Linked DNA regions of Mus musculus: regions 1, 2, 3, 4, 5 and 7 are each linked to region 6. A link is a loop called in an ENCODE intact Hi-C map of the cell type or tissue named here. Cell type or tissue: left cerebral cortex. All regions are shown on one strand. Links, peaks and the distances in the headings refer to the core of each region. The heading gives the core; the rest is flanking DNA. Region 1 overlaps Ptprc (protein tyrosine phosphatase, receptor type, C). Region 2 holds the start of 2310009B15Rik (RIKEN cDNA 2310009B15 gene). Region 3 overlaps Dennd1b (DENN/MADD domain containing 1B). Region 4 overlaps Dennd1b (DENN/MADD domain containing 1B). Region 5 overlaps Lhx9 (LIM homeobox protein 9). Region 6 holds the start of Dennd1b (DENN/MADD domain containing 1B). Region 7 holds the start of Lhx9 (LIM homeobox protein 9).

The links. Hi-C counts contacts between places; a loop is a spot of excess contacts. Peaks named below come from ENCODE experiments on the same cell type or tissue, not always from the same donor. Only the 100,000 strongest peaks of a DNase experiment are listed, where the experiment ranks them.
Region 1: a loop joins it to region 6, with 2.0 times the contacts of the local background. A loop is called at or near these places in 3 of 42 quality-filtered maps.
Region 2: a loop joins it to region 6, with 6 times the contacts of the local background. A loop is called at or near these places in 14 of 42 quality-filtered maps.
Region 3: it touches region 6 in a loop (2.3-fold over the local background); 10 of 42 quality-filtered maps call a loop at or near these places.
Region 4: it touches region 6 in a loop (1.9-fold over the local background); 8 of 42 quality-filtered maps call a loop at or near these places.
Region 5: it touches region 6 in a loop (2.4-fold over the local background); 10 of 42 quality-filtered maps call a loop at or near these places.
Region 7: it touches region 6 in a loop (2.4-fold over the local background); 15 of 42 quality-filtered maps call a loop at or near these places.

What each region holds. Positions count from the first base shown.
Region 1 is chr1:138,142,151-138,146,476 of GRCm38, forward strand. The region is part of intron 1 of Ptprc (protein tyrosine phosphatase, receptor type, C); the gene reads right to left. Among named protein-coding and RNA genes, the nearest start is that of Ptprc, 31 kb to the right of the region's middle. In left cerebral cortex, for the core only: no CTCF peak of the experiment used is centred there; a DNase peak (open chromatin) is centred at 2,467.
Region 2 is chr1:138,855,997-138,860,322 of GRCm38, forward strand. It overlaps 2310009B15Rik (RIKEN cDNA 2310009B15 gene), which reads right to left and starts at 858. Exons shown (of 3, transcript NM_001081226.1): 1 at 585-858. The coding sequence starts at 821. In left cerebral cortex, for the core only: a CTCF peak has its summit at 1,914 (motif pointing right); DNase peaks (open chromatin) are centred at 645 and 830; H3K4me3 peaks cover 660 bases; H3K27ac peaks cover 199 bases.
Region 3 is chr1:139,077,483-139,081,808 of GRCm38, forward strand. It overlaps Dennd1b (DENN/MADD domain containing 1B), which reads left to right. Exons shown (of 22, transcript NM_001166501.1): 10 at 3,691-3,791. Among named protein-coding and RNA genes, the nearest start is that of Gm41960, 88 kb to the right of the region's middle. In left cerebral cortex, for the core only: a CTCF peak has its summit at 2,276 (motif pointing left); a DNase peak (open chromatin) is centred at 2,243.
Region 4 is chr1:139,154,390-139,158,715 of GRCm38, forward strand. All of the region lies in intron 19 of Dennd1b (DENN/MADD domain containing 1B), which reads left to right. Among named protein-coding and RNA genes, the nearest start is that of Gm41960, 11 kb to the right of the region's middle. In left cerebral cortex, for the core only: a CTCF peak has its summit at 2,202 (motif pointing left); a DNase peak (open chromatin) is centred at 2,199.
Region 5 is chr1:138,833,021-138,837,346 of GRCm38, forward strand. All of the region lies in intron 3 of Lhx9 (LIM homeobox protein 9), which reads right to left. Among named protein-coding and RNA genes, the nearest start is that of Lhx9, 7.3 kb to the right of the region's middle. In left cerebral cortex, for the core only: a CTCF peak has its summit at 2,507 (motif pointing right); a DNase peak (open chromatin) is centred at 2,541.
Region 6 is chr1:138,961,189-138,965,514 of GRCm38, forward strand. Dennd1b (DENN/MADD domain containing 1B) reads left to right here and starts at 2,521. Exons shown (of 22, transcript NM_001166501.1): 1 at 2,521-2,697. The coding sequence starts at 2,681. In left cerebral cortex, for the core only: a CTCF peak has its summit at 2,053; DNase peaks (open chromatin) are centred at 1,303, 1,875, 2,121 and 3,097; H3K4me3 peaks cover 1,924 bases; H3K27ac peaks cover 1,664 bases.
Region 7 is chr1:138,838,611-138,842,936 of GRCm38, forward strand. It overlaps Lhx9 (LIM homeobox protein 9), which reads right to left and starts at 3,834. Exons shown (of 5, transcript NM_001042577.1): 1 at 3,198-3,834; 2 at 1,263-1,465; 3 at 1-88. The coding sequence starts at 3,371. In left cerebral cortex, for the core only: no CTCF peak of the experiment used is centred there; DNase peaks (open chromatin) are centred at 2,117, 2,477, 2,793, 3,059 and 2 more places.

The sequences.
Region 1 (4,326 bases), core at 94-4,093, 820 kb before region 6:
ACTAATCATCCTTCTGATTTGCTGAGGCATTTTCAAATGCCAAAGGACACTTAATGTTTATGTTGATGGTATCATAAGAGAGCTGCAGGAAAACTTCAGAAGCATGCCTCCTTCAGGCATCCTGGTACCCAGGACCAACCTTCCCCATCAATGTCAGTGTAGACTCGTCTGAGAGAATGAAACAGCATAGCAACTGCTTGTCCTTCAGAGTCATCTGGAGGGTAACCTAGGCATAATTGCTCACTCTCTGTCTATTTCGATTCATGTCTTTGTTCACCACAGCATCCACATGTGAATCCCAAATCCCACCCACAGCCGTGGTCTGAGGTGTCACTAAAGGAAGAGTGGTGTTCTTGTCACTGGGCACTTCTGACACCCTGTTTCCAGCCTCCTCCACTTGCTCTTTCAAATGAAATCAGCAGTTTACACAGAAATTCCCCCACCTGGGGAAGCAGTTTGGCAGTAGACTTAATAAAGCTGTTCATTAAGAAAGAGGACCTTTACCTTCCTTTAGAAATAATAAAATCTATGGGGGGGACGACACATCCTTTGACCACAGGGGTGGAATGTTCCTGAGCTGAAGCACAAGAGAGGCTGAGTGAGGAGGATGGAGAGGATGAGTCGGCCTGTGCTCCATAGCAAAAGCCTGTCTCAAAAATGAAAGGAAAGGTGAGGGAAATGAGGAGGAAGGAAGAAAGCAGGAAGAGAAAAGAAGGAGTGGGGGAAAAAGCTGGGATTCTGTTCAAATTAAATTTTTGGCAGTGCTATTTCATGTAACTCACTGATATGGAAAGACATCTTGTGTGTGGTATATGACAATAGAGATCAAGTTCTTAGCACAGTCCACCCTTTCAGGACATAAAATAACCGATTCAGGTGAGAATTTTTAGGGAGATTCTTATGAAGAACTCATGGACTTTTTTCTTTTCCTCAACATGTTGTCTCATGATAATCCTAACTAGATGTTTCCAAGTAAGAAGGGAATCTAGTTAGATTCTTCTTGTTAATGATATTTGATGAGTACTGTGTGCTTTTTGAAGAATAAAAGCTTTACGTTAGCCGTGAAGTAAAGGCAGTTTACAAGGTAAAGCTGTGGGTTACTATTTCATAAGGTGTCAGAGACTGAGAAATGCTTTAGAAATATCAAGGATGACTCTGAAATATTATATTCAATCTTTAATCACTGACATTTGGGCTTCTAATTCCAGACATATTTTAGTTATAACAAATGAAATTCATGTTATTTGGCTACTGATGACTTTTTAATTAAGTAACTCCAGTCTTGAAAATGTAGTCTAGCAATTTAGCTTATAAGATAAGATACATTTTGTGAGTTAAAGATAGAAGCTTTGATGTAGCCACTTGGAGAACACACGTAATCATATCAGCATTAACTGCCATTTACTGTTTATAAATGATGTACATTGAACTCATCTATCCTGATTACTTAAATTGCTATAATACATTTATCACTTTAATTATTAATTAATCCTGGTTATTTCTATAAAAATTATTTGAAGCCATATTTTATCTGTGTATTTTTTAATAAAGTGCTTCATACAACTGGGACTAAAAATCAGGGTACCCTTATATTTTGCCCTTAGAGCACGAATTGTGTACAATAGCCACTGTTTGAAGATGCCTACATAGCAAATAGCCATATTTTAATAAACTGGAATGTTTTTTCTACTGAGTCCACTAACTGCAAAGACTGGTGACACATTCACGCACATAGAAGATGAAATGGCAGAATTAAGTAAGTGAGCAACAGGACTGTGTGGAACCTCCAACAACAAAAGTGATGGCAGTTAGTGATGAGAATCTGAAAAGATGTAGTTAGTGTCTATTGATTTGCTGGGTGCTAACCTGTGGGCGTAATCTGCTGAAGTGTAAGTGTATTAAACTCACATGAATATGCTGTCCTTTCCCATAACATTTTGCCACTCTCTGCAAGTTCTATTACTAAATTACAAATGTTTAGCCCTCCTCCTATCCCCCCTGCCCAGTCTATTGTTTTTTCCAGGTTACTGTTTCTATAATAGATATTCTATGAGACTATAGACTGTTTAGATTACAGTGAGCTGGGACACTTAAGCTTTAGTCCAGACTGTCTCTTAACACTGCTTGGACTAGATCCTAACAGCATGTTTTCCTTTATATCTGAGCACTGGGTAGCTGAAGAAAGCCTATCTTGCCATCATGTGGTGACCATCAGAGATAGATTCCATAGAGAACCAGCCACCACTCAGCCCCTCCAGGATGACAGTGATTGTCAAGGCCAGGAAGACAAACCGAAAGCAGGATGCAACCACTTACAGAAAGGTGTCACAAACATCTGCTGGAAAGTTGTTTTGTAAAAAATTGTGTACTCATTAATACTCGTGAGTGCACACCGTAATGCACATTCAACTACTGTCATTGCCTGGTGTGGGAGGTGGATGATTCATTGTGCTCAGGCAAACACACACCAAGAGTCATTGTATAGTGTGGGTGTGGACCACTCACTGTATTCGTGGAGCAGTAGAGCAGAAAGTGTGTGTGTACGAGTTTCAGGGTGGTTGTGAACATACAGCAATATGTTAGTAATATGAACTTATGCAATCCTAAGAAGCACATTAGTGTTGATAACAAAGTGATCCTGAAATTTATTTACAATTACCATCCATGTTCAAGGAATAACTTAAACATCCAGTGGCATAAGTTAGACTTGGACTTATGTTGGTATGTTTTACATTCTTAGGACCCACGTCCTCTAATCCCACACTATCTGAAGGGCATCACCTACACTACTGCTTTATTTGTTTACTATACCAACATAAATTCAAGAATATTCCAAACATCTACTAGGAACTCAAAGGTTCAAGGTTATGGAAAGCAAGGTCATTCAGTTAAAAAAAAAAAAAAAAAGCATGGGATTCAAACAGAAACCCTAAGTTAGTTTGCAGTGTTGTACCACTGATGGTTATTTCTAACAAATGTGCATTTTGATAAACATTGCTATCAGCAGAAACTGAGCAGACAGAGTGTGGGGAATCTACACCCTCTGGAGCGTTTCTATAATCTAACGTTATTTCCAAATTACAGGTTGACATTTTCTGGTTTTTTTTTGATGTGTGTTTGTTAACACTTTGAAGAAATCTCAACAACAATTTCTTTTCCACCCTTTGAACTAACTTCTTTGCAATTGGGAATTTCCCTAGAACGTTAAGGTCATGCTTGTACCCATGGCCCATCATTATATTAACCATAAACATGGTGGGGGCTGAGATTGCAGAAGACAGCATGTCACATACCAGCAATTAAGGAATGAGAAAATCTCTGGACAAAAGCACAATGATGCAGCCTCTTCTATCCTCCACACTCAAGACTGCTTTATAAAATCCCCCATTCACTACTTTGAGTTTATCTTTGGTGGTATTAGAAACTCTGCCATCCTCTTTATGGCTAGTCAATGCTGATTACTTGACTATGGAGATGGGATAGAGGCTCTCTGCTGGGTCCTGAACTGAGGAAGTGGCTTGAGGCCAAAGAGGCTTTGTCGGGTTTTAGAAAAGAAAATGAAATTCTGGTGACAAAAGGCCTCCAGGCACAGCTGAAAAGTCTGCCTGGCAGCAGTGGGCTGCCGGGAAGTAGATGAACATCTGGGGTTTGTGGAAAGGGGAAGTCAGGAGTATAAGGTTAGATGTGAGGCTGTGGATCAAGAGGTCATGAGATGGTTTAGTGTTATGAAAAAGTTTCTGCTACAATTAGCAGGTGAAATAAAAAGAACTTATAGATTAAACTCTAAGGAATTTATTATCTCACAAATCTGGGTTAATTTCATCCTAACCCATAACATTCAACCTAAGATTCCATCTTTATGTTTGTTCTGACATCTATAGGGTAATGGTCTAGCCACTAACTTGATCTTAAAATGACTGTCACATTCTCAAAGAATATTCACAGAGAAGGGCCATCTGTCTAGTCTGGGGATTTGTCTGTTTTCAAGATGAAGGAACAGTTTTCCCAAGATGTTTTAGTATCTCATTAGTCTGAGCAATAGCACCTCTAAAAAAAAATAACACACTCATCAGAATTGATCCTGTCTAATCAGAACCTAAGGTCGGGTTTCAAGAAAATACTAAGACCCCATCAAGAATTTCACAATAGAGAAAGACACAAGTTGTTAGCCTTCATAACTGGAGGTTTGCTTAGCAAGAAAAAGAAAGCTGTGGAGTATGGCAACCCCAGAGACGACTGTCAAAATGCAGGTAGCCAAGTCAGAGTTGCAGCAATGAAAGTAGACATGGGCATGTTCAAAGAAAAAAATAATAGCACTTTACACCT
Region 2 (4,326 bases), core at 103-4,102, 110 kb before region 6:
GGTGACAAGCAATTGTCAAATCCATAAACCAGAAGAAAAGGTGATTTAAGAATGCCTAAGGAAAAATGCAAACTTGCCTGATTATAATTTCTTTCGCTCACTTGGACTGGAGGCAAAGGATGAGAGGACACGGGGCAAAAATGTAAAGCGTCTGTCTTATGTTTGCATTACTAAAGTCACTGGATGGCAGGCTGCTCGAGTTATCACGCACAGGCAACATGTCTGTACTACATACGTTCCCTGTAAGAGCTCAGTCCTACCCTCAGTTCCTCAGCACCCATTTCCCCCACACAACACACTCACACGCTGGAGGGCGCGCACACACACAAACCGAGACAAGCCTTTAGCTGGGACGCAGATCAAAAACCGAGCCTCGCGAGCCTCCCATCTCAGGGCAGACACCTCTCTGTCCGGAACGCAAAAGTGCGACCGGGTTTCTCGCAGGACCCTCTGAGCGGACGCCCCAGGCCGACCCGCCCCAGGCCGGAGGTCCAACACCTCCCGGCCGGGCCGCCTCGGGGTCGGGTGGCCGGGCGCGCGCAGGCGCAGAGGCCGCGCGCGGGGCAGGCTGGAGCGGGCCTCACCGCGCAGGCGGCCCGGTGCAGCTCGACGATGTGCCTCTCCGCTGCAGTTAACTCTCGGCTCGCTGGATGCCTTGGTTCTCCTTCGGGCGTTCCCCACGAGTCGGCCGCGGAGCCGCCGCGGGCTCCTTCGGAAGTCGAACCGAGGGTTGAGTTGAGCTGCTGTCGGAAACCTTCGGCCCGAGGCGGTGGCCTCCCAAGCGATACCCTCGCCAGCGTCCAGATCCCCTGGGCGGCCATGGCGCCGGCGCGGTGGGAGGCGGGGCCGGAGGTGGGGCGTGGGCAGGGGAGGCGGGGTCGGTCTAGGGGCGGGGCGAAGAGGGGAGGCGGAGCACTGTTCAGTGTAGACTGGGCTGCCTCTCAGTCTTCAGCTCCCTCCATCTGGGTCCTCTGCAAAGAAAATTATGCATATGAAGACTGGAAGAAGGTGCCTTCTTTACTCTTAAAGTCGCTACTATTTTTTTCTCAGATAAAGGACGAGCATTTTCATTTCCTATCAAGCTAGATCGTATTCTGCATAATCATACTTGTTTAAAAAAATAATAAGAAGGAAAGCACCTTCAGCCCATATAGAAAAGGCTGCGTATTTGCTGGTCATGTGTGACAGGAATGAAGCTGGAATCACAAGCTTGGTGATATGGTTCATTGGCTCACTCTAGAATGAAAATCAAGGAAAAGTCTCACACAAAGAGTGTAGTGAAGTTTTCACAAAACCAAACCTAAAATCCTGTCTGAGAAAGTGACACCCATACTCCTACAAAATTTAGGGAAATTAGCACGATCCCAAGAAACAATTTTATGTGTTCATTAAATTAACAGCACCCCCAGCCTTGGATGCCATAGCCTGAATTTCAAGAGTAGGCAGTGTTATTGAGTAGTTAGTGCTCTTTGGTGTAAAGAGCTATTGGCAGGAGTGAATCCTTAGCAAGAGTGGGTTAGTTGGACAGGAGAAAGTTGTCAAAGCCACCAAAGACAATTCAATTCCTTTTTACACTGATTTACCCTGCAACTCCGAAACCACAATTTGATGGTTTTGGGTTGTTGTTTTTTTTTTTTTTTTAAAGATTTATTTATTATTTTATGTAAGTACACTGTAGCTGTCTTCAGACACACCAGAAGAGGGAGTCAGATCTTGTTACGGATGGTTGTGAGCCACCATGTGGTTGCTGGGATTTGAACTCTGGACCTTCGGAAGAGCAGTCGGGTGCTCTTACCCACTGAGCCATCTCACCAGCCCTGTTTTTTTTTTTTTTAAGATTTATGTATTTATTTATTTTATGTATGTGAGTACACTGTTGTTCTCTTCAGACACACCACAAGAGGGCACTGGGTTCCATTTTAGATGGTTGTGAGCCACCACGTGGTTGCTGGGAATTGAACTCAGCACCTCTAGAAGTGCTCTTAACCACTAAGCCATCTGTCCAGCCCCCGATTTGATGTCCTTAATCACAGATGGAAACAACTCTATTGGTATATTGTAAAACTCAGTGAATTAATAAATTTGAATCCTGTGTTTAAATGTTCCTTTACATTGGAGTAGTATATTTGCCATTTGAAGACTACCTGATGTTCTGAGGGACTTTAAGGAAATCTGGAAAGATGGGACCAAAGTTAAATTCACCCAACATGATTATCATTAAACTTGAGAATTTAAGCATAGGTCATGTTCCTGTTCGCCCCCAACCAACACCACAAAATTAGATTTATGGGCTTCAGAGGTGGAGACATGAGGATTATGTTTGTGGCCAGCCTGAGCTACCTACTGAGTTCCAGCTATAGCCCAGTCTAAGAAAAAGAATCATCCTGGTTAGTCTATGCCTCTGGGCACACAGGCTGATCTTTGTATTAGTCACATGATACCACTGCTTGCATTCTTACAGATGCACCTTTAAAATGTAATCAAAGTTGAAATGAGATGAGAGAATAACTCACTACTAACAACACAAAGCATTCTAAATATCTATTTTCAGGTTTAATCTGATCATCAGCATCCAGTTTTCTTTCCCGTGTCTCTTGCTTTGAAAGGCCCCCATTGGCCTTGAATTTTAGCTCATCTTTGTGTGCATTCTTTCTTTTTCGGAGACTCCTCCATTCACATTAGCCAAAGCTGTATGAAAGTGAGAGCACCAAGTCCAAGCTCAGAAGGTAGATGTAGAGCTTGAATGAGAACAATCACTGTAGACTCATTGTTTAAACACTTGATCCACAGTTGGTGGAACTATTTGGGAAGGATTAGGAGATGTTGGAGGAAGTGTGCCCCTAAAGGTGGGCTTTCAGGTTCAGGAAGCACACACCATTCCCATTTAGCTCTCTCTTTGTCTCTGCCCCTATGCTTATGAATTAGATGTAAATTAGATGCTCCAGCATCATGCCTGCCTGCCTGCCTCCTGCCTTACTCTGCACCATAATGTTTATAGATGATAACACTCTAAAATTGTGAGCTGCCACAGACCCTCTGGATCCCTTTGTCTGCATGGAATGGGTCTCTGGGGCAAGTGGGCAAAGCATCGGAGGGAATGACAGACAGATGTACACAGGAGAGGTTGTGTAGAATCTGAATGTAATGTGTCAAATTGAGCATCAAACTTTTTATACAGAAGAAAATAGGGAAGTTGGGTGACACACCAGCAAGGTACAAATAGGTTACTGGATTCTTACACAAAACAGAGGAATACAAACACAGAAGGTCTAACAGGGATAGAATTCATTGTTAACAACTGGGATCAAAAAAAGCTCCACCTAAAGTTCACTTAATCTTAGAAGCCAGGGTCAAGGGCTTCGTGCCCTTGCCATAGTTCCTATTTTAGTCTATTGTATAGTCCACCTTCCCCCTAGGCCATTGTAAATACGTGTGAATGGGTGTAACTCAGCTATCTATAGTTCTAAGTATCTACTCTGGTTCTTCCTTAGGTCTCAAACTTCCTTCTTCCTAGATGATGGTAAATTCCTGTGTAGGGCAGTGACTTAGCTTTGTTCAAAGTGATAGTGTAATACCAGAGGCAATTCTGAATGTCACTGAATAGCAACATTCTTACTGAATTCCAAGCCCATGGTCAGCTCAAGGACTTTCTAGGACGTTGGAACACTGGTGAAGACTAAGCTATGTCAGAATTCAATCTTAAAAGGCACTTATAATAAGATAATACTAAAAAAGAGCACGTGGATCCATACACCAGACTAACGCGGGAATGGAATATTAATGTATGGGTTAGAAAGAAGACCAGACTCCAGGAGGTGAGTTTCCCTGAAACTCTCCACCTCGTGAATGGCTTCCAGGCCTCTCGGCCTGTCAAGCTGACTCTACGGGAGTGCGTGGCAGTGAGCCACAAAATTAAACACATTCATTAGTAAGTTGCCTTGGTCATGGTGTATTGTCATGGTTCTAGAAAAGTAAGTGAAGTTTTCATTTTATTATGAAGCTATTATAGTTGGATTTTCAAGTAATATGATATTGGGCAGGTTTTCTAACTCTTCTCCAAAATTTGGGTGTATATATTGGCTTAAACATGTTTATAATATTTAATGGTGGGTTCTGTGGATTTGCATTCCCCCTAGAATTCATAGGTATGTTAGGACTCTGGGTTGTAAGATTACCCACACATATATACATGTGCCCAAACACACACACACAAGCATACATATAAATACATACATACATCATACAATTTAGTCTGCTTAGAATAAAAGAACTCTGTTTATTTAATCATGAAGGATAAGTGAGATTAGCATTTGATGAGTTGACCAG
Region 3 (4,326 bases), core at 165-4,164, 120 kb after region 6:
TCCCTTAGCACTCCTTGATTGTCATTAACAACTCAGTGCTATATTTACACGATTCCCACTCTTTAAAATTGTGGAAGAGTGAAATGTAGACTCTGCCGTACCCTGCAGTTGATCCACTTCCTGCCAGATCTCGTTTCCTCCCATCTTCGGCATGCTCTGTCCAATCCAAACAGCCTCCCCATTGCTCTGTGGAGAGACAGCATATGTTCCATGGCAAGGATTTTGACTGCCATGCTTCATTTGCAGAGAGTGGTCTCCCCAGGTTCACAAGACTGTTTTCTTATTTCACTTGGCCCCATTCAGTCACATCAGAGTTATCCCAAAGTCCTCTGTCTACACAGCGTCTCTGTTATTCTGCACTTCCTCTCCTTTAGACTTCTTCCTGGCATTTATAACTGAGAGGTTGATGATCCTTTGTCTGAAATGTGCAGTACCAGAGTGTTTTGACTTTTGGAATATTTGAAGATACGTTATAAAATATTTGAGTAGAACATCTGCGTCCCAACAGAATTCATTCAGCTTTCATATGCTCCTTGGTACTTTTAAACAGTAATTTTAGTACACATGCATTTTGACTGGAAACTGCTATGTGAGGTCAGGTGTGAAGTTTTCCACTTAGTGTTGTGTTGGCATTTAACAAATGAAAGAATTTGGAGTCTTTTGGGGTTTGGAGATTTGAGATAAGGATGCTTAACTTGCAAAGTATGATAACCTTGTGGTTAGCTTTCCACTAGATATGTAAGCTTCATGAAAACTGGGTCTCTGTATGTTCAACGTTGTGTCTTTGTCTTGTGGGATAGCATATAGAAGGCAATATTTTTTTGTTGCTATAAGCAAAGAAATGTTATGATTTTTTCTGATTTCATAACTAATAGAAGGCTTTAAAACATTTAGACTTAATCTTTGGAAATATATTTTTGGTAGACTATATACACAATGAGCCATCTGGTTCAGATAGGAATCTTTCACTGAGAATATGAAATGACTTCATGTCATCTAAGAACAAAGAGTGTTTGACCTGTGACAAAGAGTGTTTATACCCCATCCACAGAAAACTTTTTATGTTGATCATCAGGCACTCAGACCAGCTGATGTGAGCAGGTCAGGTACCGCAGGCACTGAGACCAGCTGGTGTGAGCAGTCAGGTACCACAGGCCATGTAGCTTGCCAGCCTCTAAGCTCTACGTCTGGTAGTCTGAGTGCTAGATTTCATACAGCCTACATGTGTGTGTTTAGTTTCTTAGTGTCATTTATTTTCTTATAATTGTGACTTTATTTACATGTAACTTTGCTGTCTTTTCTTTAACTTCATGCTATAATAATTGCTCAATTTTAAAAATTTTACAGCTCTGTGCACTGTTGGTTGAATAGTGCATATTGGATCTTTGGTCTGTCTTCATAAGTATGTTCTTGAATGTCGTACTTGAGAAGAATTTTTAATTATTATTGCTCTCATTGGGAAAGTATAATTCCTTATAGCCCTACCTACATAACTCTGAAGTTTATATATAGTGGATAAATAAACTCCATTGTTTATATATTCATTCAAGTGATGCAGTGGGGTTTCTTAAGACAGACATGAGCTAAAAAGAGATTGTCTTGTATTCTTACCTCTTCCTCTTCTCTCTTCTTTTGTCTGGAAAGTTTCCAAGGGCTGTATGGCAGTTCTCCTCCGGCAGGCTTGATTAGCAAGGGTATCGCTTGCCAAATGCTGGACAGTGCCGGGATCTGTGACGCAGCATTTATGGTCTTAGAAGCCATCTTCTAAGAAGCCAATCCCGCCCACCACACAATGCCATTGCTAGCTGGTGAAGGTTGCATGGCATGCTTGGGGAGCCCTGGTTTGTGGGTAGGGTTGCTGCAGGGGTCCGTTGGTTGTTGGACGTATGCACTCATTATGGCAGCGCCTCCTCTTTAGATAAGCATTTCCTTTGCTTCACGGTTCTTTTCTCAATAACAAAACTTTCCTTTTTAAAATTTAACTGAGATATTATAAAAGTAATTTGTTTCCACATTAACAAAGTATATTATGCTTTTCAACAGGACGTAAACTCTCTTAACTTAGAAAGACTTAAAATGCACTGTTCCCAGCCAGCGTCTGAAAGCTCGGGAGAACTGGCAATGTGGAGCTAAGCCTTGTTCTCACTCAGTCACTAATCTGCTGTAGCCCAGCCTTGTTCTCAGTCTCCAATCTGCTTTATGATCTACTCAGATCCTTGGTCTGTCCTTATTAAATACAAGTATTCGAATGCCTCCTAGTGGCATAGTGTTGGCTGTAATTAAGGAATTAAAAATAATGTTTATTGAAAGAGTGCTCTGAGAAACTGACAAAGCAACTGACACTGCAAGGCACGGGAGTGCTTCTGGCTTGGTATCAGAGTCTGAGTCAGACTGCGCTATTTGTCACATAACATTAATAAAACATCTCACTGGAAAATACATAATATACATGCAAAAGGTGATTGAAAATTGTAATGTTTTTATTTTAGATCACATTATCATAATTGATTTTTATTGAATAAAACTAATTTACACTTACATGTAGAACAGTGGTGCTGTTAATGAGATTTTGATTGCTTTGTGTCCATGTATTGTTTTAAATGTACTTATTGTGTATATATTTTGACTTCTTTTAAAATGACGGAGCTATTTTCTTATGTAAAGGATATGGTTCATTTTCATATAGTTTTAGAAAATTCTTCCTTTCAAGTTAACTAAATGGACTTCTTTGGGAACCTTAACACGGAGACTACCGGAAAATACTGACACAGTGAAAAAGAACACTGGATTAATTACGCCTTTAATCACCAAGAATATACTTTATAACTGTAATCATTTTAAAAATAAAAGCCTCATAGAAAATAATGTGAATGAAGATTAGTTAGGGAGAAAAAAAATGGTATCCCTTTGTTAAGCATTAAAATTCTTTTAATTAACTGCTTGCCAAAACACAACAATTAAAATGGCAATTACCTCTAAAGTAGCAACAGTAATTGCAGCTGCTGTGATATAAAGCTAGGAAACAAAATGTTAATCTGGAATGAGCAGTTTCAATATGAAATTATGATATACTTGGCTTCCTGCAGTACAGCTGTCAAGCTTGGGCAGCTCACTGGTCAATAGTGACATTCTGTGTGTCAGTGAGCAGCGTCTCTTGATACCCTAACCCAGAGTTCACACATTACTGAAGCTCCAACTGTCGAGCGCTCCAGTCCCCTGGTGTTAGCGCCGCTTCCAGACTCTCCTGACTGGCTCATGGCTCATTCCTTGGCAGTTTGCCCTAATGATATCCCTCAGGGGCTCTCAGCCTCTCTTCTTCCCATATTTAATCGTGTTGTATTAATCTGAGTGATGCGCAAACTGTGCTGCACAAATTGTCATTTCCTACAATATTTTCTAAGAGACTCACTGATTTTTTTCAGTTCAGATTTTATTTATGGTCTAAAGTTTGACGCTAACCATGTTTTCAAGTTGAATCTGCATGTGATTCCCAAGGAGACTCTTTTGCCGTGTGTTTTCAGAGGGGCCTCTGAGACACGGACTTTACATGTAGAGTTGGTGAGAACAGTGTGAGCTGTGTCACTGTGTAAATCGTTCTATGATGATCACTCATCCATGATACCTGGAACATGCCTTTGTGTTTAGAGGGTCAGCAGCTCCTCATTACTGTTCCCCTTCTGTGAATTTTAGTTAACTGCCTGTCTCCATGGATCGGCTGCGCTACTCTACCCGATGTACTGGCAACACATATATATCCCCGTGCTTCCTCCACACCTGCTGGACTACTGCTGGTAAGCTGGCCTTTGCCAGAGTTCACCATTGGGAAAAAAACCGTTAGATTTGGTCAGTATAGATTAAAGAAACCACAGAAACTTGATTTAATGAGTACTTTAGTATGTATCAGAGCATTTTCCCCCAAAGGTAAAAATTTAGATTTGGCAAGCATAGTTCTTTAAATTTTGCAAATTTCTTCAATAGTTATGTAGAAAAAAAAAAAACGATGTGTAACTAAGAAATATAATTTTATATTGTGGCACAAAGATTTCACAAGGGTTCTAATCTACCCATAATCCCATTTGCTCTATCGGGGTTAGCTTTCATACCTTTACCAGTGGCAGCCTTGTCCTTCACATCTTTCTTTAGAAGCACCCTAAAAACAGAGTATAGTCAAAGAGCTGGCTTCTAAGACAAGGATTTTCCGAGTCTGGTATAAGGCAAAGTTTCAGCCTAAAGCAACCATGAAAACAGTGTGTAAAGTATGAGAGTAACTGTGAGAACTGGCCGGCTTTAGAAACGGCTCCCAGTGCGCTCAGTAATCTTGATTTC
Region 4 (4,326 bases), core at 142-4,141, 190 kb after region 6:
AGCCACAGTAGGATGTGTGGGCATATCAACAAAATCTCACCATCCTATCATCTTCAATGAAAATGATAATCAGATAATTTATGTTTTATAGACTGTTTTATACACTACAAATGTGCATAATGTCTACCTACAAATGTAAGTAATTTAAGTGCAATTTAAAATACAAAACTTAGATATGATTATATGATGTAGCTTATAAGAAAAGCAAGAAACTCATATGAAATTGTGTATAATTTATGGTAACATATTAATGCCAAAATTTTATTTATAAGAGTTAGTGGACTCTGAAGTAAACTATAACTATAATAAATGGCAGCACTTCTTGTTGAGACATAGGAAGTGTAAAAAGTTGGTATAGTTGCCACTTGTAGAGATCCACCCCATAATCAGCATCCAAACGCTGACACCATTGCATACACTAGCAAGATTTTATCGAAAGGACCCAGATGTAGCTGTCTCTTGTGAGACTATGCCGGGGCCTAGCAAACACAGAAGTGGATGCTCATAGTCAGCTAATGGATGGATCACAGGGCTCCCAATGGAGGAGCTAGAGAAAGTACCCAAGGAGCTAAAGGGATCTGCAACCCTATAGGTGGAACAACATTATGAACTAACCAGTACCCCGGAGCTCTTGACTCTAGCTGCATATGTATCAAAAGATGGCCTAGTCGGCCATCACTGGAAAGAGAGGCCCATTGGACACGCAAACTTTATATGCCCCAGTACAGGGGAACGCCAGGGCCAAAAAGGGGGAGTGGGCGGGTAGGGGAGTGTGGGTGGATGGGTATGGGGGACTTTTGGTATAGCATTGGAAATGTAAATGAGGAAAATACCTAATAAAAAATGGAAAGAAAAAAAAAAAAGAATGTCACAAGTTCAAAGTCAGCCTAAGTTACCTAGCATGATTCTGAAGGGAGAAGCCACTTACTTCGTCACAAGAAAAAAGTAATTATAAGCAACAAATCAAGAAAAATAATTGTGTTGTCATGGGTTAGAGGAGAAATTTGGCAGGTAAATATTAAGACTACTTGGTTTTGTTAAATAAGTTTTACATAAGACATATAATTATTACTTTTATTGTTGGAAATTATAGCATTCCCACCAAGCCTTTCCACGTACCCGAACCTGTTTTCCCTCAGCTTTGTGGTGTCTGTCTTCACTAAGTGTCCATACATATCTACATGTTCTCCTGAGTACAGTCTCCTCAGCCTATACATTATTACTACATGTATGTTTTCAGGGCTGACCACTTGGTATCCATACCCAGCCAGTACTTTTCACTGGAGAAGCCTGTCTCTCCCCGTCAGCATTTGTAGTAGCCTGTTGTCATTGGTGTGTTCCTCCTGTCCACATCAGACATGTCTGTTGTTGTCCTTGCTCAGTTAGTTGTAGCTTCTGATATTATGAGGAGACACATCTATCTCGTAGTAAGCTCCCTGAACCTCATGCTCTGCCCTCTGCCCTACAATGTCCCTGAGCCTTAGGTGCTGGATATTATTATTATTTTAATATTATTCTGTAGATGTATTCCATTGGAACCTGACTCCACAGTGGATCTGTAGTGGTTTTCTGTAACATTTTTCATCTGTTGCAAAGAGAAGTTTCCTTGATGAGGGGCGAGGACTAGACGTATCTTTGGTATAAGGAGAGAGATTTAAGATGTAGAGTTTGTGCTGGTTTAGTGAGGTGATTGTAGCTCCTTCAAGATTGATGTCTTCACTGGCACTGGGGAGGTGGCCAAGTCCAGAACCAGGAATGGTTTCCTTCCTTCTGAGCAGGACTCATGAAGACAAATAACTCTAAGAACCAGTTTTGATTTTCTGTTTATTTTGGCTCAATATTGAAGGTACTATGAAGGTCAATTGCTAGTTGAAGTAATAGGGAAATGTTTTAAAACACTTTAAAGGATAAAACTTTTTGAAATACGTTAAGGGAACATGACCATAAGAAGTATTGCCTAAATAAAAGCACATTATAGCAACGCGGATTTTAGGGGCTCTTCATATTGGATTTAACATAATTTATTCTAATGGCAGTAACTTATACAGTTGATTTTCTGGTGAAATACAGTATTGATAATTAGAAAGAAGTCACCTTCTCCGATGGAACACTATTTCTTTCAAACATTTCGTATTTGGTTGTAGTTAAAATTGTTTCAAAAAGAAAGTGGGTTCTGGATTGCAAGCATGCCCTCTAGTGGACATTCTGTGGAACTTTCCTTAGAAGTCAATTTGTAGTGCCAGGCGCAGAAGGAAGCATTCAAGCCACCCTTCAGAAACTGGGCTTTAACTTCAATTTAACTTTGCAGAACAATGCTTAGTATATTACAAAGCATAATGGAAAATGGTCATATTTGTGTAAATATGTCATATATAATTTTTAAAAATTTTAAAGTTTAACACTTTAATGTTAGAATTTTACTCTTTAAATTCATTTTCCATAAATAACTATTATAAAAATCTTGAAACAAAGACAAAATATACTCATTTTTTCCATTTAGTAAATCTGGTTAATGAATATTTCCATTTTAGACTTTATATAGAAACATGGAAACAGATTTTTCCCTCTGTTTTCTGTCCTTTAACTTTTTATGGTTTTTTTTCCCCCCTTCCTATTCAGTCTTTCAGAGTTCTGATCAAATTAACAACAATTCTCTATTCCAAAAATACCCAATTTCTGTATAAAAATACCCAATTTCTGTATACAAGTTCTTATTTTCTCTCAAGAATCTTAGGATAAGGAAATGATGCTTTCTCCTGTCTGGCTTGGCTTGGTTTGGTTTGGTTTGGTTTTGCTTTGCATTTACCCCCTGTGTGGCTCTGCTTTGAAGTTTGTCAGAGATCAGTTGCTGGTATTGGTGGTGGGAAAAGCCATTAGTGCACAGTAGCTAGTCCCACTATAAATTCAGGATCTTTGCCATTTCTCAAAGGATCACTTATTTATTCTTCTTCACTGAGGTATTTAATACTTAATCATATTGTTTTTGTGTTGACTAATAATTTCTTACACTGAAAAGCTGTAAAACCACTGGTCAAATTTGTGTTTTCAAATGTTAAAGACCTAAGGGGTAGTGGGATTTAAATCACAGTTGGTGTCACCCAGCAAATGAACAGCCCTTAAAACCTGGCTTCCCAATGTCCAGCTTGAAGCCATGTTTGTTGCAAGTGCCCATGTGGGTAAGTGTGCATCCTCTGAGTTGAGACGTCTTATGCCAGTTGTTGTGTCTTAGAGACAGCCTCCTGGGTATTGCCATTGCCAGCTGCTCATAGTCTCTGGACAACAAGCAAGAGTGGACCCTAAAGTACTGTTTCTGGGATGAGTATTTTGCCAAACCAGGGATCACTTCTGATTTCCTGCATTCTATTTGTCAACTGAATGATTTTTTTTTAAAGTTTAAAAAAGAAAGAAAGAAAGAAAGAAAGAAAGAAAGAAAGAAAGAAAACTAGAATAGATTAAAAGCAAATTGAAATGAGCATCTGTTACGGCACTGGTGCTTTGATTTGGACAGAGTGGATGTATCATCAAGGAGAGTCCCGTTTAACTATCTGACCATCAGGGTAAGCTACTTCCTGGCTTTGGAGACCATGTGTCTCCTCGGAACCTCAAGAAGTGTTAGTCCCGCTAATTTAGCTTTGAAGATAACTTGCTTCCTTTTAAGTTCTTAAGCACCATGATTTACAAATACAGGAAGACATCTATATTCATTCTCTGCCCATCAGCCTTGTCATTTAATAGGAAGGAACAGAAATATCTGCGTTTTTATAATATGATGAACACAGACCAGAATAGCAGCTCTGCCCTGTGGATGGTTTGGGAACATAAACATCACTCCTAAACCACAGCCTCCGGGGCTGTAAGGTGATGGTAAAGTGCCCGCCTCCGCGGAGGCCTCTTCCACATGGTGCTTCCAGAGCTCTCTACAGTCAGTTTCACAGTGAGGTAATAGTTGCCCATTTTATTTACAGTAACAATCCACTATACATGGGGGTGGGGAGGTGGAGAGAAAGAGAGAGGGGAGACCGAGGGAGGGAGGGAGGGAGGGAGGGAAGGAGAGGAGAGGAGAGGAGAGGAGAGGAGAGGAGAGGGGGAGGGGGAGGGGGAGGGGGAGGGGGAGGGGAGAGGAGAGGAGAGGAGAGGAGAGAGGAGAGGAGTAGTTCTGGGGAGCCAGAGAGTCTCCTCTATGGAAACAGAATGCACTGCACGCGCTGCTGCTGGCAAGGCTCTGCTTTTGGGTGCTCTGCACCCTACTTTCTTGTTAATGTTCTTCATTTCACTTGCTTTGCTTTCTTTTCTCTGTGTGTTTTATTCAGTTATGGCCATGTCTTT
Region 5 (4,326 bases), core at 259-4,258, 130 kb before region 6:
TGAGTGATAACTAGACAAGAAGACAGTGGCTACAGTCAACTAACATGGGAGACCTGGACACAGCTGGCTTACATAGTAGAAAACCTGAGTTAAGTCCTTTCCTGTGCTTGGTACTCAGTATAAAACCCTGGAGCAAAGGTGGGAAGTAAGAGGAAGAACAACATCAGAAGAGGAGGAGGAGAAACCCTTTTCTGATGGTTTATGTGTATCTTCACCCAGGTATCTTACAGCGCACACATATTGTATTCCAAATATAATAAAACAAAGAATGACCTAAGCCATTTTCCTGTCCTTATGGAGCTTTCTCAACCAGGAGAAAGAACATGCATGGTTGGAAAAAGGAGGAGACTTGAGAAAAATGACTTTTTTTAAAAATGTCTTAGAGAATCATAAGAGCGCTGTATTTGGAGTGTTAGCTATCACTGGTTAGCTTAGGCTATGCCAGGAAGAAAACACTTTTCCCTTGGAGTTAGTCTAATAAATATTTCTGAAGGAAAATGAGCCCAGGCTTCTCGTTCACTCCTGCCTGAAGCACTCCCCACAGCTCACTGCTGGGATGCTTGTGAGTCAGCTGTGAGCTGTGCCACTCACTGGCCTGACAGAGAGAGAGAGAGAGAGAGAGAGAGAGAGAGGGAGAGAGAGAGAGAGAGAGAGAGAGAGAGAGAGAGAGAGAGAGAGAGAGAGAGAGAACAGCATCTCAGCTCCTGGAAAATCCTCCTTGGCACCAGGGGCAAAATAAGTCAGACTTTCAACCCGGGGGAAAGTTGTTCTCATCCCCGGGATGTAAAAAGCTCCTCACAGTTACAGCCCTTGCACAGGCACATGAGGAGAAAACATTTAAACAATAGTTACTGACTTACCTTTGCAAATTCATGGCCTTTGGTTCTTTAAACCCTTATTTTAACTATTTATCTGATGTATTGTCATATCTGACAATCCTGTGCTTCGATGAATTACTGAAAATCAACCTGATTATGTCTTTATGGAGGAAAAGCTTAAATCTTGGAAAAAGTGAGACATCTCTCAGCATTACCCTTCTCCTGCTTTTTACAATGTTGCCTGCCTGCCAGGCTCTGGTTAAAATTTCTTTCAGACTTTTCTAGCCAATCAGTATTTCTATATACACATTCGTACCCAGAAAGCAGCATGTATATTGTGGTAAACAGCCAGGAAATTTTACTTTAACAGAAAAACTAGTTTAGTGAAAAATTATCCCAAATATAATAAAACAAATTATGACCTTTTGTGTGTCCTAAGACACAAAGGGGGGAGGGGCACATACAGAAAGGCAATTATACAAAAAAGCAGGTGTCCCTGAGTCCTCTGAGGGAGAAAGGACTGTGTCATACTCTCCTTTGGTTTCCCTAAGTGAAAAACAAGGCTGTGAACTCAACAAGTCTGAGCTGTTTGTTCGCCAAGAAATTACAAGCTCTTATTAATACAAAGTCAGATCAGGTGGAGATAGTGTCCAAGTCAGATGTATACTGTCAGACTCTGAGCTTAAGCTTCTTATAAGCCAGTCAGAATGGAAACAGTTCCCAGAGATAACAGAAAGGACATATTTTACATTTTACCCTATTTCATCCCAGTGGGGATATGTCAACTTCAAATAGTCTGCACAATTGCACTTTCAGATCCTCAGACGGATGAAACAGTATCTTGTGACTGTAAAAGTAGGTTATCTCCAGTAAACTGAGCCATATTTCACAGCCAGATTGCAAACATACCCTCAGCAAATGGCCAAAGAAGCACATTCCATTCATCGGAGGCCTCTTCAAATGAGATAGCAGGCCTAGCCTATGTGAGCAACTTTTCCTGAGCAACACATCAATAGTCACAGAGACATTAACCTGATGTTTAAATAATACACTTACTTATTCCCCCTCTCCCAGGATAACACTTCCTAAAAATGAATAATATCCCCAGCCTAGCTATCTCACTATTCATCACTAAAATGAATCTAAGGAGAAATAAAATAAGATTTGAGGACATCGCTTCTCTATGTACTCTCGGTTTGGATTTTCTCATTGCAAACTCGATATAGCAGTTGAGTGTATTAGAAAAATGTTATTGGGTTTGTTGCCACATACCAATTCAGTGTGTGACACAGGTATCAGGTCTTTCTTACAATATATGATTCTCATGTGGCTATGTTTGCCCTACATTATCCAACGGGATAGAGAAATCTATTTCTGACACAGTTTAAGTCATCATATCCCAAACTGCTTGTGTTTAATGGCAAAAGCTTTATGTAAATTTGCAAATGATTGTTTCCCCTGTGTCTAAGCTTTAGGAATACTTTCCCCCACTCCTGAATTATAAGAGCAAATAACTCTCTTTAAATCACTTCAAATATCCACCTGCAACTACACATTTGTTGTTACTGAAGTTAATGAGAGGAGCTAAACAGTTTACCTTCCTTTGCTAGGGAGATGGTCACCTATCTAAAAGGAGTTTCTGTTCTGAATGGTTCGGAACCTTCTGAGAATTAACTAATTCCTGGGAGACCACTAGGGGTCAGTACCAGGCTAATTTTACAAGAGGAATCTTGCACATTTAGAGGCAAGAACCTCGGGAGGGAGGTTTTGAGAAGTAGCAAAAATCCAGTTTCTAAGTTAATGGTCAGTTACCCACGGAGGACCTGTGTAGTCTAGGCTAATCTTTTCACCTTTGGAGGGCTTTGCTTCAATCCAACATCTCAGATAAATGATCTCTATGCCTCCTCCAAAAATATCAGCCTGATTAATATGTTCAAAGAGGTAGAAACTGAACTAGGAACATTCTCATAGAAAGGTACTTGCCCTGTGGCAAGCACTAACTGATGTCTGCCAAGTCTCCCAGCCTTTCTGATGGTCTTTGGCTCCTCATCATGTTTTATGTATGTGCTTTTTAAAACTCATTGTATGGATCCCATAAACGCTGTTCTTTACATTTCAACAGAAGTGGCCATCGAAAACCCAGACATGCTAAAACGAATGGTCTTAAAATGTGGGTGACTTGTATGTTCTATATTTTAACGTGTTCTAAACTTGCTGGCCCACCCCGCCCCCTCCATCTCCATTTGACTGTGACGCTGCATCATCTGAATGGTAAGCACTTTTTTTAATAAATGAAGGGGATTTAGGTTAGATTACTTTAAACCAATTCCTCCAAACTCTCTTCACCTGATCTTAAAGGAATGTGCACTATTTGTTCATGCCTCTGGGAGTCTCCAGGGAAGAGAATGCATATTGGGACGCTGTGGTGGGTTAAACAGCCTGGGCTCCTGAAACAGGACAAGTTACTCAAAGACTGAGCAGCCCTAAGGAGCAAACTAGGAATCCATGCCAGGCTTTTCTTTTTTTCCCTGCTCTATTCCTCTCCAGAAAACTAAAAACCAAGTAAAGCTAAACTCTGTTATTCTGAAAGTTTCTTGGGTCTAGCATAATGTAAGATCCATGGGAAAACCAAATTTAGCTAATTAGATTAAATGAAACAAGCAAACAGCCCAGCTCATTCCCAGTTTGACTAGAAATCCCCAACCCTCTGGATTGTGCAGGCACAGTTCTCTCTCTCTCTCTCTCTCTCTCTCTCTCTCTCTCTCTCTCTCTCTCTCTCTCTCTCTCTCCTAGTTGTTTAAAACCCTGTCTCCCTCCCTCCTCTTCCCCTCCGACTTTCTGTTCCTCCTTCTCTCCTCTCCTTTCTCAGTAGCACAGTCAGGTCTTAGTAAGTGGCTAGAAATTTAAATGTCATCTTCTATCAATAAAGAACAATTAGTGTCCTGCCTGTCTTGCCTTGAATGTCGTGCATCAAAGAATATGGAGTGTGCCCTGGGCAATTGGACCCTAGGCAAAGCTCTCTGCCTCAGCTTAGCAGGGGTCCCCCAGGCCAGGGTACAACCAGGCACAGCCACTAAGCCCTTGGCCAACCCCTGGGCTGAGCCCACTGCCCTGATAGGAACCTACCCTTAGCCTCTGTGTTGGCCCCTTTCCCTTGGTCCAGCAGCTGCCCAGATGTGAACTCACTAGAGACAGATGCAACCTCCTTGGGCTACATGTTTCTTTTCTCTGAGAAGCCCTCTCTTTGTGCCATCCCAAAATGAATTCTTTTAAAGTGGGAAGAGAATCCCACACAGCCTAGCTTAGGGACCACACCTGCTCAGGATCATCTGAGAACTAGGAAATCCGAGTGGGAATCTCAGTCCAGATGTTCACAATGTCTGGGACCTCAGGCGGATCACTTAAATAGGATATTGTTCTACTATCTTCCAGCTACAAGTCACATGCCACACCAGACACTGAAAACTGGAAGGTGATACTCACGGCCAGTTTGTCTCTTTTAGTAGCC
Region 6 (4,326 bases), core at 79-4,078:
GGGCACAATCAGGTATTGAAGAAAAAGCTCAAACATAATGGTTTAGAAAGTTTCTATGTAAAAAGATCAAAAGAGCTACACTACTACTAGGAAACCACTATTAAAACAAAACAAAACAAGACCCGAAACCAACCAACCAAAAAAATGACAGAAGTGTAGGTTGAAATAGGTAGGCCTATGGACATGTTAGTGTATCTTAATTCACCTTCTCTCCCACTATTAAATTGTGTCAAAGCTGAAACCAACTTAGTAATAGACATCACCACATTCATCATCAAGGTCATATTCTTAGATTACTACAGTCATGAGCTGAAGAATATATTTTACTTTTTTTCTCCTCTTCTTGTGCTGGGGATCAAACCAGAACCTTGTAGGTGGTGGGCAACTACTCTGCCACTAATCTATAGTCCTGTTATGTGCTCCTTGCCAATACTATTATAGTATCTGGTTCTTGAATTACTATGGTTCTAAAAATGTTATTGTCAAGTAGGAAATATTACTGCTGAAATATGATCTTGGGAAAATGTGACAACCAATTTGATTATTTGCCTTCTATAAACTTCTCTATTAGTAATGTTGTTTTCTATGAAGCGAAAATTACCAAAATTATATCACTGGTTTCAATAAACATAGGTTTACTTCAATAAACATGACAGGTTTATTCCAACTTCTATCTGCACTAATTTTCGATAAACTATGTATATAAATCATACCTGCCTGTGTTTATTTATTAAGATCAATAATATCTAACTCTTTATTGTAGTTGGCCTCAAATGTGATTGATACAGAGTAAATATATGGGACATTTTGTCTTCATACTTAGTATAGCTTGAATAAGTAACAATCTTAACTTTATAGAGTAACTGTCATTTTATATAATTCCAACAACGGACATTGAAAACATTTGTTACTATTTTCTCACCCCAAACTAAGAATTCATGGCACAGTCACCCTAGACAGGATTGTTTACTTTGGAGAAGAATTAATTATAATGAAAGAAGAAACTCTCACATTTCAGGAACTCTTGGGGCAGAAGTCGTTTTTAGTTACAGAATTTATTTCAAGTCTTTCTAGTAAGCTAACTTGTTAGTTAGGCAGCAAAAATCTTTATATGGGAAAACCATATAAACATGGTATAGTTGGCCTAATTGTGAAACTGAAATTCACTGATTTCTCCAAATATCTCACAAGAAGCATTGCAATTTTAAACTTGAACAGCACAGTCCTCATGTGACAGGCGAATCATAATTCCCATTTTACAAATGTAGGAAGCGAGAAACTGAAGTTAATATCCCACGCCAAGACAAGCTGTGACAAAAACAGTATGCTCTGACATTTTGTTTTGTTTTTCAACCACATTGGGAGCTCATTTTTTTTTTTTTTTTTTTAAAGTAAGAGGTTTGTGGCTGTGGACTATATCTTTCTATCTTGATGGAGCAACACCGTTTTTTTTTTTTTTTTTTTTTTTTTTTAGCAGGAAAGTATAAGATCAAATCTAGTCTTTATTTTCCAAGGCTCCGTGTCTGACTTTTATGTGTCGTGACTCATACCACATTCATACCATGTTGGTTTCCTCATTCTCGTACTTTCTGTGTGGATGGATACAGTCTGAAGTAACCCTTACTGCATGACAGTCACTCTAGCCTTGTCAAGGGGGAATGCTAGCTGGGAGAAAGCCTTCTCCAGTCCCTAAGGAGTCTGTGTGACTCTCCAGCCCTGGACAATGTTTTCAACGTCTACCATAAATCTTTCTAAATGTCTTCTTAGTAGATCCTGCATCTGAGACAGCAGCAGACGAGGCAGTAAGAAGCCACAGTAAGAATCAGCAGCAGCTGAGCTTGGTTAGATTCCAACTTTGCCACTGCCTACTGCTTCCTTATCTCAGATCCAGTCTCTTGCTCTGGATTAAGGTACCTACCTATAGCTCAGGTGTTGAAAACACCAAGCCAGTGTTTGTCACTGCTTACAGAAACACATCAGGTTCCACCTCCTCCATCCTTCGTGGTGCCCTCTCAGCTCCCCTAGAACGACACTCTAGGGGGCCTGCTACTGTGTGTTCAAAAGTTAAGTCCCTGGCTGTGCGTCCGGTGTCTGCGGCAGGAATGTGTTTCCCATATGTGCCGGCAACTGGAGCCTGTCCTTGAGCAGTTTGGCAGAGCTGGTTAGCAGGTGCATGAAGTCTGAACATTCCTGAATCAGGAGGGGGCGGCTCTGGGTTTCCGAGAGAGCACTACCGGGGCCACGGGCAGGAGTGAGGCGGAAGTCAGAGCATCCACTCGAGCTCCCAATTTGCAATGAATGGGAGTCGTGATGTGGGAACCCCGGGGCAGAAGTGCTTTCCCAGGCCGGGGATCGCAGGAGCCGGTGCCCAGGACAGCAGGAGGGCAGGTCCTGCCCGGAGCCCGCGCGGCCAGGTGCAGCCGCCGGGCGCGTCCCCGTGCGCCCCCTCCCCCTCCCGCCGACTTCCTGGTTCGCGGAAGGTGGCGAAGCCGCCGCCGGCCGGGTCGCGGGAACCGAGAGGCGGGGGCAGGGGCAGGGGCGGGGGCGGCGTCGCCGCGGTGCTGTCCCCGCGAGGCCGCGGAGGGCGCCGTGGGCCAGCCGCCGCTCGGAGCAGCGCGTCCCGGACGGCGTGCGGGCGTGCGGGCGCGGGGCGACGGCAGCCCCGCAGCGACATGTGACCATGGACCGCAGGACCAGGTGAGCGGCGGCGGGGCCAGGCCTCCGCGGCCCCGGGTGCGGCCTGCCCGGTACGGCCCGCTGCGCGGAGGTCGGCGCTAGGCCGCAAAGCCTGCCCGGCCGGCGACCGGTCTTCCCCGGGCCGGGTCGGCCGTGCGCCGCGGCGGGCGGGCGGGCGGGCGGACGGGCGGGCGGCTCTGCGAGCGGTGGTTAGGGAACCGCTCCCCCGGCGTTAGGATCGCCGTGGTTCCCTTTAGGGTGATTTTTCAGGGTGGCCAGGGTTGCTTTCTGATGCTTTCCCTTCGTTTAAAATGAAAGCGGTGTTTGTTTGTGCAGCCGCTGAGTGTGTGTGCTGCTTGCAGAGTGGTATATGCACTAAGGTGGCTCTTCACCATTGGCCATTTTACTTGTAGGGAGTAGGTAAAAAGCAATTTGAATAACGGTGGCGGCTCTGCTTGGAGGTGTCTTAGAGATGGGTATTTGCAGCTTTTTCTCTGGAAACTTTACTTTGGGAAGAAATCTCGTCTTCTTTGACCGCCCCCTCCTCTTCCGTTCTACCTCACTGTGTGTTAGAGCCACAGTGAAAGGCCCTGTAGATTGCAGAGAAGTATTACCGAGTCAGGATTTATTTACCTAAGACAAATTCTAAATATCTTATGAAGATAGAAATGTTACACATTTTAGAATATTTCCTTTAATATTTGACACCATAGAGGACAGGGTGATTAAAAAAAAACACACAACTTACTCTTTGGACAATTTATTGTACTATGAGGGAATTAAAAAAAAAGATAGCTGGAGCCCGGTTTATGCTCATGAAACAAGTTAATAGCGGGTGGGATGAGGAAGTGGAGAAGTGGATATTTATAAATTAATTTGTATGGGTTGTCTTTCCCTCCAGTTCTAAAGAATGTCATGTTATATATATATATATATATATATATATATATATATATATATATATATATATATATTTAAAATCAATGTTTGTTTAGAAGTGAGAGATAGCATTAATATCTTAAAGAAATTATGTATTAAACAAGCCAATGTACAAAGGCACTAGTCTTAACAGGGTAATTGAAATATACACCATCACTTTTGTGCATTGTGATGTCTTTTCCTTTAACAGTCCCCTGCCTCTCCCTCCCATTATGGTCAAACCCAAGGCTTCAAGCACTCTAGGGCAGATACTGTGCACTGGTGAGCTACATCCCCAGACTTAATCTTATACCTTCTGATGGAAAGAAACTCTACAATACCAAATTTTTGTTTGCTTTGAGTATCTCACTATATTTCAGTCTGCCTTTTGAAATGTACCAAATAAATGGGCTAAGCATGTAGTATAAGAAATTAGGAAGAAAAAAAAAAAAAAAAAACAAACCCAAACTAGTACTTGTGAAGGAACTGAAACAAACTTTCTGTTCTGTGTGTGTGTGTGTGTGTGTGTGTGGGGGGGGGGATTTAATGAGGAGGCCAATGTCCAAATTCCTTAAAAATAGTTGATATTAAGAAAATAATTTTTGTTAGGTTTTGTTACCTTGGAGTGTGTGAACAGCTCTCTACTTTGAGCATGTTCAAGTACAATAAAGATTTCAGGAAAGCCTGTGTACAATATCCTATCTATGGAGAGCGTGTCTGTGAGTCTGGAAT
Region 7 (4,326 bases), core at 82-4,081, 120 kb before region 6:
ATGGTAGACAGAGTCTCGGGCGCGCATGACCATCTCAGAGGCGGAAATGCCAAGGTGGCAGCGGGCACATCTCTGCACAGAGAACCTTCTGGAAGCAAACAGGAGAATCAGGGAGCCAGTTGGTACAAAGAGGACCCAACTCCCATTCGCAGTACCAGGGCTTAGTCTACAGGGGCCAAAGACTAGCTAGGGAGTTCTGGCTGAGGACCTCTTTGGATATCAGCTTTACTTGCTCGGTGACCTCCTCTGGTCCTAGTGAATCCGTATATTAAAGTGCGAAGAACCAGGAACTAAGCTTCAGTGTATTTTTTTTTTTAAGCAAACAAACGAACTGGCCAATTCACGGCGCTATTGAAAGAATATTAAATTGTAATGCCAAATGAAAAAGGCTGATCTTAATGATGACAAAATAGTGCCACTCTTTCATGTATTGAGTGTGCCTGGCATCCCAGAAAAAGAACGGTAATTCCACAAAGAAAAAGCTATCCCTTTATCTCCTGCTTCTGCTTAGACAGGAGCTAGATAATGTCCACAGACGCAAACATTTCCCAACCTGCTGGGATTTTTGTTTTGTCGGGTTTGTTCGATTGTTTTGTTGTTGATGATGTTTGTTTCTTCTTTATTGTTTGTTTCCTTTTGTTTTCCTTTGCTCTGCTTTTTTGTTTACTTGGTTGGTTGTTTGGTTGATGGGTTGGTTGGTTTTTTGTTGTTGTTGTTTTGTTTTGTTTTGTTGTTTTGTTTCCTTCAATCTGGTTCTGACTAGCCATTTCTGGAACAGTGGCCTCTGTGACTTTTTCATAGGCATTTACAGGACCATTGTCACCCACCTGGCTGCTGCTTTCTGGGCCAAAAGTGGGGGAGCTGGCCAATTCATATTGAGGGGGACCACAAAACACAACAACAACAACAACAAAATATTGTCTCCTTCACCTGATACCTGTCCATTTCCTCTTCTCCCTGATTTTTCCGGAGGATGCTGTGAAGAGCTGAGAACCCTGATAAAACTCATTACACCCTGGGATCCTTCTCGCCCATCCTCACCAATGGAGTATACACAGTTTTAAGGCAATTTCCCTCATTTACGAAAAACAACACACACACACACACACACACACACACACACACCTGTACTCTGACCGAGCCAAAAAAAAAAAAGGGACAGAGAAGGGACTCCGGATTCTCGCAGTGGCTCTATCGCAGTGGTTCTATCTGGTGAATTGGGTCAGAGGAGTGTGTGAAGGGGCTGGGGGTGGGGGCAGTACCTGTAATAATCCTCCTTGCAGTAAATGCTACCGTCCTTGGCAAAGCAGGTGAGCTCAGATTCCAGAGCCAGCTTACATTCACAGCACTTCAGGCACCTAAGATGCCACTGTTTGTCTACGGCCAGCAGATAGTACCTGTCGGAGATCTTGCCCCCGCAGCCGGCGCACAGAGCAGGCTTCTCCGGGCTGAGAGGGGGCATACCCTGTGAAACAAGCACAAGGCAAGGCTGAGGGTGGGTTCGGGGCGTTGCCGCACAACCCGGGACGTCCTGGCAGAACGGCAACCCCAGCGCAAAACAGCACACCATTACAAGGGCCACAGAAACATTTGCAACTTCCCCCCATTTTCAACATTCTGTTCCCCTTCCTAGCATCCTGATCCTCCTAGCCTTGTGACCCTAAAAAAAAATCTCAACATCTTGAGCTTGCTGAGAGCCTACAGGATGTTTTGATGGGCGGTCCAGAAGGAGAATAACTAAGGCTAAAAATGTGTAACTTTCAAATAATACACAAAATAAAATAACAAACTGTTATTGAGAACTAGAATTCTGAAGTACGTGAATCTTTTATACACAGACAATACTATAATTCCTTTTTTTTTAATTTATATAGGCAGAATAATTTGGCCGTCGTTGTGATTCGGACATACCTAACAGCTCTTGCTGTTAAGGCCGTCGCCCTAGCCCTATCCTTGGTGAGAAAGTGAAGTGCCTGTCCTGAAAGAAGAGCCCCATCCATTCTTTTCCGTACACTCGCTCTTTTCTCTAGCCAGCACAAACAGCACAGATAATTATCTTGAATTTTTGATTCCCAAACTAAGACCTAGTTCCCAAATGAGGCTAGCTAAGGCGGTAAAACTTATTCTGAGAAACACAGTTGGGATGTGGTTGCCGCTTTTAAAATAAAGTAGCCATTACAAGTAAAAAGTTCACCGCTGGACCCTTTCCTCAGACTAGCAGAAACAGTCCGGGCTTCCCTTATTACATTCTGGTGGGCATGGGAAGGATAAATTTCGTCCTTTACTCAGATATTGGATTCTCACTGAATTAATTATACAAATAGCGACAGTGGACTATTATCCCAAAACCTCGCTGTTCTTGTCTAGAGCCCTCTCGGGTCAGTTTGAGCTACAGTCCTTGCTGTTATACAGAGGGTCTACAAAGCACTCTTTGCCCGGAATCATCTCCGCAGACTTCTGTAGTTTTTTCCCCCTTTGGTGCGTGGAAGGGGGACATGTTTAGGTTACTAGTATTTTCACGAAGACATAATAACTGCTGTTACGAATAGGAACCGCAATAGTAGATTCCATCTCTTGAGGTTGTAGCGCTCATGTTCTTGCTTTTAGACTAGGGACCCGCTCCTTCGCATTTTATTTGATTTGATTTCCCACTATCCAATACACTGGTCCCATAAGGAAGAGAAACGCAATTTTTGTGACGACCAGAGCAGCTGAACTGTCCTGCAGAGCCCCTAACAATCTCTGGTTTCGGGTGCTGAGCTCCGAAGAATGGGAAAAGGACCAGAACGTTGAGGTCTACTCTGAAGGTCTTGTCTTCTATCCCAGGGCAAGGACGCCAGGCCGGTAAGTAGTCCCCCTATTAACTGCACCAAGGCTTGCCCTGGGGGCGGGCGGATCCGGCCTGGCGGCCAGGTCGCGGGAGACTGGAGTTTGTGGTTGGCAGGGAGCACGCCCGCTCCTTCCAAGGCCCGCTGCCCTGTCGGCTCGGGATCAGCTGCTATACAAAGACTGGAGAGCTCAGGACTACAACATCTTAGACACCTCGATTCGGAAAGGGAACCTTGCCTAGCAAGCACGCCTCTCGTGAAAACCTTGCGAACATCCCTAGGCAAAAGTCCCCGGGACCCGCCATCCCCAACCTGGGCGGACCGGGAGACTCGCTGTTTCCCGGGCGCCGCGCCCGGACTGGTCCTTACCGCGTCGCGGCCGTTGAGCTGAGTGCCTTTGGTCAGACGGGCCTCAGTCTTGGATCTGCGCTCCATCTCCTCCATGATACCTTGGATGTGGCCTCCGGAGATTCCGTGGAAGAGCATGGCTGGGGGGCGGAAAGGACACGAATTGTTTTCGGCTCGGCACCCCACTATTTCCATAAACACACGCCTGGGGCTCTCAGTTCATTCGAGTGAAGAAGCAAAAGCGACCGCACAGGGCTGCGCGATGCAGAAGCGTAGAGACGCGTTGGGGAACAGGGACAAGAGAGGAAAGAAGAAAACGACAGAGTAGAAATAGCTCTACTTGAGAGGGAAAAGACCGAGGCAAAAGAACGACGGGGAAGGGGGCGGGGGGGGGGGATATCCAGGGTTTTCCAGAAGGAGATGTGCAGAAAACAAACAAACGCGGACGGAGGGAAAAGCAGGCGATTCTAACTGCAGCGAGAGATCGAGTTACTAATGGAAAACAACTGCCGAGGGGGGTTGAAGTGGGGGGGAGGAAAACAAAATCTAAGGAAGAAAGAAAAATAGTTTTGAACACAAAGAAAGAGAACGAAGTGCTAGATTCAGCGGTCCCCGGCTGCCTGCAAGTTCCCAGTGCCTGTAGGTTGCGTTGGGGACTGCTCCAGCCGGAGCTGTGTCCAATTTGTTAAGAGACTAAAGCCAGCCCATTTTTGATAATTTAGTAGGAGGAGTCCTCTCCCTGGAGCTGCCACGGATTTTTATTCAGACAACAAAGACCTGTCATACCTCCTCTCAACCCCCTGGTGATGGGCAAGCAGGGACAAACATTACAAAGGGGTGGGGGACTGGGGGAAAGGCAGAAGGAGGGGGTCTTTACCCCCTCCCCACATGCGCGCCTGCACACACACACACACACACACACACACACACACCCTCAAGCATACATCTTTCCAAGAGTTCCCAACAGTCATGTTTTCAAAGCGGTAAAGGAGCCCTTATTGTCCGCATCCTGGATTTGATCCTAGTTTATCCGACCCCAGCCAGGAGTGCACAGAAGATCAGTTCCAAACCTTAAGTTTCCTTCTCATCTACAGACTTTTTTAAATCCCCGTTTTACAAGACTGTCACCAGAAATGTATAAAAACCCCAC